Linked DNA regions of Homo sapiens: region 2 is linked to region 1. Evidence: chromatin contacts called from ENCODE Hi-C or POLR2A ChIA-PET data. All regions are on one chromosome and are shown on one strand. The core of a region is the stretch at or near the end of the contact, and the rest is flanking DNA. Distances in the headings are between cores, read along the strand shown.

Region 1 (4,281 bases), core at 805-3,304:
AGCGAGACTCCTCAAAAAAGAAAAAAGTGTAGGCTTCAGGATCAGAGAGACTAGAGCACTTAACTAGAATGTTCTAGACTGTTGAAAGCTTTCTTTTTTAAATTTCAGCTTGTGTTTATGAGTACTTTCTTGTCACCCAGGCTGGAGTGCAGTAGCACAATCTCAGCTCACTGCAGCCTCAAACTGCTGAGCTCCAGTGAACCTCCCACCTCACCCTCTCCAGTAGCTGGGACCATAGGCATGGGCCACCGCGCCCGGCTAATTGTTTTATTATTTGTAGAGACAAGGTCTCACTGTGTTGTCCAGGCTTTTTATGAGTACTATTTAGGGCAAGTAATACTGATAGTGCTATAAATATTTCTTTTAAATACGTAGAACAAAAGGTCGGGGGGAGAGCCAAGGTGAAGAAACGCAGTACAGATGGGAATGACCACGGCAAAGCTTATGAAGGTGGTGTGCAGATAACCGAGGCTGAGGAAATGCTGCTGTGGGTGGCAACAGGGAGCCATGGAAGAAGAGAGGCACAATGAGAACCAGACAGCAGACGGCTCTGGCGGAGAGAAGGGTCTGGGGGGGAAATCATCGAGGCAAGGAGGTTGTCAGTAGGCGGCAGCTACTTACCCAGATGGCATCTGACCCGGGCATTGGTGGGCCCACAGCGGCCCTCGAGCCGGGCCCCAGGCAGGAGAACGGAAAAGCCGGCATTGCCGAAGGTGTTGGCACTCATAAAGCTTCGAAGCCCCCTCAGTGCCCGATAGGCCCCCGGGCACCGGCGGCAGTTGCTGGGTTGGCACCGGCCTGCTTGGTACAGCAGGAGCTGGTAGCACCCGGGGGCCAGAGGTGGGGACCAGCCCCGAGGCGGAGGGGTAGTCCCTGAGAAGTCCCAGCTCACAGCCCCGAAGTCCCGCAAAATGGCAGGGAAGCTGCTCTCCAGGAGCTCCACGTCGTGCCGCTGGGCGTCCCGCGGCACAAAGGGGGCTGAAGGCAGGTCTGGTAGGAAAAGCAGGCCTGGGCGCTGAATACCTAGGACCCCTGGCCCTCTCCCAGGGCCTGGGCCACCCTGAGCTGCCCGCCTCACTCTACCCATCCCAGCCCAGGAGTAGCGCCTTGCGTAGGCCCGAAGCCGCCGGCTCACTAGGCCTTCCGTCCTAGGTCCTTCCCCGGGATCCCCAGGACCCCCTGGGCTTGGCCCGCCGGCCTCCGAGCATCCCACAGGCCCACCACGAACACCCCCAGCTCGGCTCCCAGCCCCTAGGGCCTGCATGTCTTGGGAGCCCAGGCGGTAGCAGTACCAGAGGAACAGGGAAGTGAGGGCCCCGAAGAGCAAGGTGAGGGCCGAGGAGGCCAGGGGTAGTGGCCACGGGAGCATGATCAGGGAGGCCCTGGCCAAGAGGCCTGGGGCGTCCTCCGGACCCCAGTTCCCCTGTCCCCCCAGCTCCCCACCTGTCCCTTCCATGGCTGCCCCCTGGCTCCCCGCTGGACTGTTTCCCTTCCACATTCCACTCTGGGCTGTCTCTCTCTCCTTCCGCGGTCCTCTCTCCACGCTGAAGCTCCCTCTCCCCTCCTTCATGCACCTCCAACCCTCCTCTCTCCTTTCTCTCCCCTTTCTCTCTCCTTCTACCTCTTCTTCCTCCTCTCCCTCTGTCGCCTCCTCACCCTCTTCTTTCTCCTTCCAGCAGCCTCCTCTCTCTCGCTCTGCTTCTCTCTCCCACCTCAATCTCCCCCTTTCCTCCCCACCCCCGCTTTTCGCTCGCTCTCTCTCCCCGCTTCCTCCTAGCTCCCCTGGGCAGCGGTTCCTACCCTGCCTGGACCTGCAGTCCCGGGAACCCGCAGCCTGTCTTCCTCCGCGGCAGCTTCTTTCTCTCCGGCCTCACTGCTCTCTCCTTGCCCTCGCTCCTCACTAGCCCCGACCCTGCGGTCCTGCCTGGCTCTCGCTCCCTCTCTCCTACTCGCTCCTTCCTGGGCTCCCACTCACCCTGACGTCACTCCTTCCCGGAGCCCTCTCAGCTCAGCCACCCCCGAACCCTCCCAGTGGCACAGCAAATCAGCCGGGTGCCGGGGGAGGGGGGAGAGTTGTCGCTGGAGGTGCCTCCCCACCCCCCCCGCCCGGAAAGGGCGCCACGTGGGGCGCAGGGGCCACGGTGCCAGCCTCCAGCCGTCCCGCAATGCGAAAGAAGGGGCGGGTCGTATCGGGCGGGGCCTGAGGGGCGGGGCCTGAGGGGCGGGGCGAGCGCGGACTGACGGCTGGGCAGGCGCCCGGGACTGCGGGCAAGGATGCTGAGGCCAGTCCGTCGGGCGGCTGGTCCGTCGGTCGGTCGGCCTGTGACTCCCGCTGGCCCTAGGCAGCCCGGGAGCCCGCGAGCCTGGCAAACACCGAAAGCGGCCTCAGCCAATCGCGGGCGGCGTCGGGCCGGGCCCGCCCCGGCGGGGCGAGGGGAGCTGTCCGCGCGCCGCTGGTGCTGAAAAGGGCGCTCCGGAGGGAAAATCAGAGCCGAGGCCGCCTGTTAGCTGGCCGGGGTCAGGGTTTATGGAAGAGGAGGGGTCTGTCTCTCCTCCCCAAACCCCGGCCCGTCACCCACGAGACTTGTCACAATCGTGGAAGCTCTCTATTCCCCTGGAGGAGGGAGAGCCCATTCCACCCGAGCTACTGTAAAAGGGGAAGGGAAGCCCCTTGGGAGGTCTGAATGTGAACAGGGGGCATAATTGGGGGCCTAGCAGGCGCGAACCAAGCTATGCAGCCCCTCGGCACCCTGGGAAGAGGAGATTCAGATTCCAGATGTGCTGGAATGGCAGGCGGAGGGGGCTAATTACTGCTGGGACCAGAGAGTTTCCTTTGCCTCCCCTAGGGGCCGCGGGAGTGAGGATTACGGCCCTGGCTCGTATGATCCCTCCCTCCTCCATCTGCACTTCCTCCTCCTCCCTCCCCGTCAAATAAATCCCAGGCCCCTCCCTCCGCCCGTCCCCAGGATCTGACGTGGGCTCGATACCTTTCTCAGCTTCTCCCTCCCGCAGCTCCAGTGCCCGAGCTTCGGCTCTCCCAGTTCCCCAACCCACCCCTTCCCCTCCCCGACAAGCCCCGCTAGAGCCCAGTGGAGACCCCCTCGATCCTCGACCCCACCCTAAACCCCCAGAAGCTGTCTTTCTCCTCCCCAGTCCCCTAGCTTGGGGTCCAGACAGCCCAGTGGACCCAGGCGCCTGAGCAGGAGGGTAACCCAGGCCACCCGGCCCCTTCGGCCCTCTCGGCCCCACCCCCTGCAGCCGGAGCCGCGCCCCCTCCACCACAGAGCCGCGAGAAGAGGACAGAGGAGACTGAGCAAAGGGGGGTGGGCTCCAGGCGACCCCTAGCCCAATTCTGCCCCTCCATCCCAAGGGGCAGAGAAATTGTCTTTCTTTGCTGACTCCTACGAGGAAAAAAAAAAAAAAAAAAAAAACAATTAAAGGGAAAGATAAACGGAGACGGAGGAAAGGTGGCAGCCAGATTACTTAGAGAGGCACAGAGGAGAGAGATCGGGGTGAGTCGCCATGGGGACTCCCAGGGCCCAGCACCCGCCGCCTCCCCAGCTGCTGTTCCTAATTCTGCTGAGCTGTCCCTGGATCCAGGGTAAGGACATGAGACTGTGGGGGTGGGCCCCAGGAAGGCGTCCAGCGGGGTCCTCCACCCTCCTTTCTCTTAATATCCTGGGTCTTCCGAGCACATGGGGGAGGGGAGAGGCACAGCTGATGGGGAAGGGGCAAGCCAGAGCTTTCAGGCTTGAACCCGAAGCCCCTTAACCCTCAATATTGAGAAGGCAGAGAAATGAATGAGAGAAGCTTTTAGCAGTGTCTCAGGGGCTAGATCCAAGAAGGAGGGCTGGGAAAGTTGGGGGGATGTCTGCGGAGGCGGCAGAAGCATGGAGGGACCTGGGTGGGAGATGGAGGTGCTGAGAGAGATGCCAGGCGCTGTACACACAACTGTTCTTGGATGAATGGACAAAGACAGATGAGCAGAGGCAGGGCTCAAAGACCAGATTTTCAGTCCCCCACTCTGACCCCCAGCCAGACTCCAGGGAAGGAGGCAGAGACTGCAGAGGACCAGAGAGAGAGAGGGTGGGGGGGAGAGAGAGAGAGAGAGAGAGAGAAAAGACAGCCACACTGCAGAGACAGAAACCCAGAGAGAAAGCCAGGCACTGCGGAAGCAAGGGCTGGGAGGTGCGGCCAGATCCTCTGCAGAGCCCCAGGGTTGGGGGGAGATCACCACTGAGGTGAAAGGGAAGGCAGCACCGGCGACCCCTCTGCCTTGCT
Region 2 (4,387 bases), core at 2-2,501, 280 kb before region 1:
TCAGCCCAGATGGCTCCGAGGGTGGGTTCTCTCTTAGTTACCGTGTCCAGAGCCCACCTCCCTCACACCCACACAGCGCTTCCTAAAGGCAGGGACAGGAGCTGGCCTCCCTCGCCTGCTGGCATGGGGCTGGACACAGGAGGAAGTGGCGTGGGGGCTGCCTGAGGGGAGTGAGGCGGCAGGATAGCTTCCCCAGCAGGTCTCTGGCTCAGGTCCAGGTATCTCCTCCTCCCCATACCTCTGCCTCTCGCCTCCGCTCAGAAAAGCAGGTGCCCTTAAGAGCCATCTCCACCCCCATGTAAACTGCACACAGGAAGGGAGAGGCCACTCCGACTGCTCTGAGGTCCAGGTAGGATGGTTTCCCCCAGTGTCTGGGTGGGGAGCAAGGAACTCCAGGGGCGACCTTGTGCCACCGCATCACCTTCCTGCTCAGGGAAGGGGCCTGTGCTGCCGCTTGGAGGGTGCCATGCCCAGAGCCTCTGCCCCTAGCCTCAGCCTCGCCTACTCACTGGGGGCTCCAGCACCCCCGGCCACCCCAGGACTCCCGAAGAGGCTGCTAGGTCGGCCTGCCCAAAGAGCGGTGAGGAGCGTATGTGAAGAGCCCCAGTCTTGAGGAGCAGCCTGTATCTGGAGAGAGGGGAGCCCCGGACCAGAGGTGGGGGACAGGAAGCCATCGCCCCACCCTGCCTCCTCCCCCACCACAGGTACCAGGCCCGGAAACCACGGAAAGGGGAACTTGGTCTTTTCTTGTTTTGCTCTCAACCCCTTCCTGTCTCCAAGCCCAGGGCAGCTGCCCCGCTCACCCCACCCTGCCCTCGTCCCCACCCTCCCCGAGACTCAATTCCGTGGGGAGTCGGGCCCTCGACACTGTGCTGACCCCCGGCCACCCACCTCCATCTTGGCCGCGGTGGTCCCTAGCCCTCGCCTCCGCAGAGCGCTCTGGGGCCCCGGCGGCCCCCACTCCAAGCAGCGTCCCCCCACGGGCTGCTGCGCCCGCTACCTGGCCCCGGCGCTGGCTGGGTCGCGGTGACAGCCGCGCGCCCCCGCAGCCCGCGGCTCCCACGCGCGCGCCGCCCCACAGGTGGCCCTCGCCCCGGCCCACCCGCGCCTCCCAGGCCCAGCCTCACCTGCTGCCGAGAGAGGACAGTGATCCCCCAAAAGCCGGAGGTGGAGGAGGAGGAGGAAGAGGAGGAAGGAGCTGGAGGAGCCGGGGACTCGCCCGCTGAAGATGCTCTTGTCAAGACAATGAATGAGAAGCAGCCGTGCGCCCGCCTCCGGGGTGGCCGCGCCCCTTGGGGCGGAGCTCTTCCAGGCCCGCCCTGCGCTCCCGGGCTCCCGCTGCGGCCGCCTCTCTCCCCGGCCCCTGCCCGTGCACCACGTTGGTCCCCAACCATAGCGCAGGCTGCCATCCCGGCTCCGGGAAGCGAATCTAAACTTCTTTTTAAAATGTCAAAACGCAAGAGCACCCCATTGCTTCTTTCCTCCCTGCGTCCGCCCCCAGCCTCCTCGCCAGCCTTTCCCTGGCAGGCACGAAAGCGCCCCAGGCCCGCCCGCCAGGCCTCGGTGCCCGCCCCGGCCCGGCTGCGCCGCCCCTTCCTCCCGGCCCCGCAGACGCGAGCGCAGGGGGCGCGGGGGGCGCGGGGGGCGCGAGGGGCGCGGGGGGCGCGGGCGAGGAGGAGCCCCGAGCGCGCTCCTGGACCCCCGGGACCTGGCTCTTGCCTGGCTCTGAGATCTAAGCATGGGTGGCCCCGGGAGTCGCTTCTCCTCCCTGGATCTCCTGGCTTCATCGGGAACACCCCTGCCCTCCTGCTGAAATAATCCGGCATCACGGGCACCTACTTCGTGCCAGGGGCTACAGGGTCGAGCAAGGCAGGCAAGCCAGGCAGGTTTCCGCCCCTGAAGAGCCCAGCCTGGGGGAAGGAGGAGGAGCCCACGGCCGCTCCAAGCCCTGGCTTTGGCGAAGGCTCGAGGGCAAGGAGGAATAGTTCCCACCCTTGGATTCAGAGAGGCTTCTGGAGGCAGCAACAGCGGGCAGGAAAGGCCTGCTCTAGAGTCAGACTATGTCATGAGTGCGACCGCAGCCTGTCACCTGCTGAGTGAGGTGTGGCCGCTACTTAGCCTTTCTCAGCCTCGGTTTCTCCCTCTGTAACAGTCATACCTGCCACGTAAGAGGTATGGGGATGATTACCTAAAATAACCCAAGGAAGTCAGTAAGGACCTCATCTAGAAAGTGGCGGGTGCTTAATAAACGTTAGCTCTCAGCCATGCGTAGTGACTCACGCCTGTAATCCCAGCACTTTGGGAGGCCAAGGCTGGCGGATCACCTGAGGTCAGGAGTTCGAGACCAGCCTGGCCAACATGGTAAAACCGCATCTCTACTAAAAATACAAAAATTAGCGTGGTGTAGTGATGCACCCCTGTAATCCCAGCTACTGAGGAGGCTAAGGCATGAGAATAGCTTGAACCCTGGAGGCAGAGGCTGCAGTGAGCCAAGATTGAGCCACTGTTATCACCCAGTCTTCTCTGGGTGAAAGAGCAAGACCGTCTCATTTTAAAAAAAGTTAGCTCTCATCATTCTTGTTTAAAAAGTATCTGGGCTGGGCCTGAAAGGATTAGGAAGAGCCAACAGGCAAGGCTAGAGGGGTGACCTGTAGGCTGAGGGACAGCCCTGTCGTGTGGAGAAGTTCAAGGAACAGCAAGGGACGGGTTCAAGTCCCACCTCTGCCACTGACTGGCTGTGCGATCTTGGCCAAGAGGGCTAATCTCTCTGAACCTCATTTTGTCATTGGTAAATGGGGAATTAATAAGATTTGAACTGCCCACCTCACAAAGTTATGAGGCTCTGGCCGGGCGCAGTGCCTCACGCCTGTAATCCCAGCACTTTGGGAGGCCAAGGCGGGCAGATCACGAGGTCAGGAGATGGAGACCATCCTGGCTAACATGGTGAAACCCCCTCTCTACTAAAAATACAAAAAATTAGCCAGGCATGGTGGCAGGCGCCTGTAGTCCCAGCTACTTGGGAGGCTGAGGCAGGAGAATGGTGTGAACCCAGGAGGCGGAGGTTGCAGTGAGCCGAGATCGTGGCACTACACTCCAGCCTGGGTGACAGAGCGAGACTCCATCTCAAAAAAAAAAAAAAAAAAAAATTACCCGGGCATGGTGGTGCATGCTTGTAATCCCAACTACTCTGGAGGCTGAGGCAGGAGAATTGCTTGAACCTGGGAGGCGGAGGTTGCAGTGAGCTGAGATGGCACTATTGCACTCCAGCCTGGGCAACAAGAGTGAAACTCCGTCTCAAAAAAAAAAAAATTAGCTGGGCATGGTGGTGTGCGCCTGTAGTCCCAGCTACTCGGGAGGCTGAGGCAGAAGAATCGCCTGAACCCAGGAGGCAGAGGTTGCAGTGAGCCAAGACTGTGCCATTGCACTCCAGCCTGGGCAACAGAGTAAGACTCCATCTCAACAACAACAAAAAAGTTACTAGGCTCAAATGAGACAATAAATCTGTAAATCTTTTATAGATTATTCAATTGTAAAAACCTTAGGGCTGTACTGTACTCAAAGGCCTGCGACTGGACGGGACTAGACCGAGATAAGGTGGGTACTCTGATGTGCCGTCTCCCACAGAAGTGACAGGAATAATAACTGGCTTTTATTGAGTGCCTACTATGTGCTGGGCACTGTTCTAGACACTATACTATGTTCATGTAATCCTCATAGCACCCCTGGGTAGCAAATACTATCTCCATTTTACAGATGCAGAAACTGAAGCACACACTGCCTTCAGCTCTGGAGGGCCTCATGTCCACCCACAGGACGAGGGCATTGGTGAAGGACCTGAAAACTAGGCTCCTGAAGGTGGCGAGCCTGACGGCCCTGGAGAGGGCAAGGTGCAGGCAGACAGTGCTGCTTTCAGAGGCCAAGTGGGCTGCAGCAGGGGAAGGGGTGGGCAGCCTTGGGGCTGCCACAAAGGTCAGGGGCAAGGCTGGTGGGTGGAGGTTCTGGGAAGCAGATGTCCATGCAGCATAAGAATTAGTTACAGCAGTGAGTGGGGAAGGCCCTGGCAAGGCTCTCCATGTTTGAGAGGGGGACAACCTTTTCAAAGGGTGTCCTTATAAGGGATGTCAGAGGGCATTTGCCCAGGAGCGGCGAGAATCACTTGAGCCTAGGAGTTTGAGACCAGTGTGGGCAGCATAGCAAGACCCCATCTCTTAAAAAAAAAAAAAATGAAATTAGCCAGCTGTGGTGGCATGTGCCTGTGTTCTCAGCTGCTTAGGAGGCTGAAGTGGGAGGTTCGCTTGAGCCCAGGAGTTCCAGGCTAACAGTGAGCTATGATTGCACCACTGCACTCCAGCCTGGGTGACAGAGGGAGACCCAGTTTCAATTAAAA

What was found. Hi-C counts contacts between places; a loop is a spot of excess contacts on that map. ChIA-PET counts read pairs that join two places held with the same protein, here RNA polymerase II (POLR2A). Pooled maps may share reads with other maps.
Region 2: a loop to region 1 is called in a pooled map, with 5 times the contacts of the local background. The contact joins the promoter of CORO1A here to the promoter of ASPHD1 in region 1. A Hi-C loop is called at or near these places in 1 of 50 pooled maps. POLR2A ChIA-PET finds 5 or more read pairs at or near these places in 2 of 52 experiments (Caco-2 and Panc1).

What each region holds. Positions count from the first base shown.
Region 1 is chr16:29,898,261-29,902,541 of GRCh38, reverse strand. ASPHD1 (aspartate beta-hydroxylase domain containing 1) reads right to left here and starts at 2,054. Exons shown (of 3, transcript NM_181718.4): 1 at 622-2,054. The coding sequence starts at 1,570. It overlaps SEZ6L2 (seizure related 6 homolog like 2), which reads left to right and starts at 2,992. Exons shown (of 18, transcript NM_001243332.2): 1 at 2,992-3,601. The coding sequence starts at 3,523. RefSeq lists enhancers at 329-1,033, 2,800-3,094 and a silencer at 2,007-2,436.
Region 2 is chr16:30,180,466-30,184,852 of GRCh38, reverse strand. It overlaps CORO1A (coronin 1A), which reads right to left and starts at 1,251. Exons shown (of 11, transcript NM_007074.4): 1 at 1,128-1,251. CORO1A-AS1 (CORO1A antisense RNA 1) reads left to right here and starts at 65. Exons shown (of 2, transcript NR_186359.1): 1 at 65-349; 2 at 1,082-1,460. RefSeq lists enhancers at 1-429, 430-970, 2,389-2,498 and silencers at 819-928, 959-1,418, 1,559-1,668.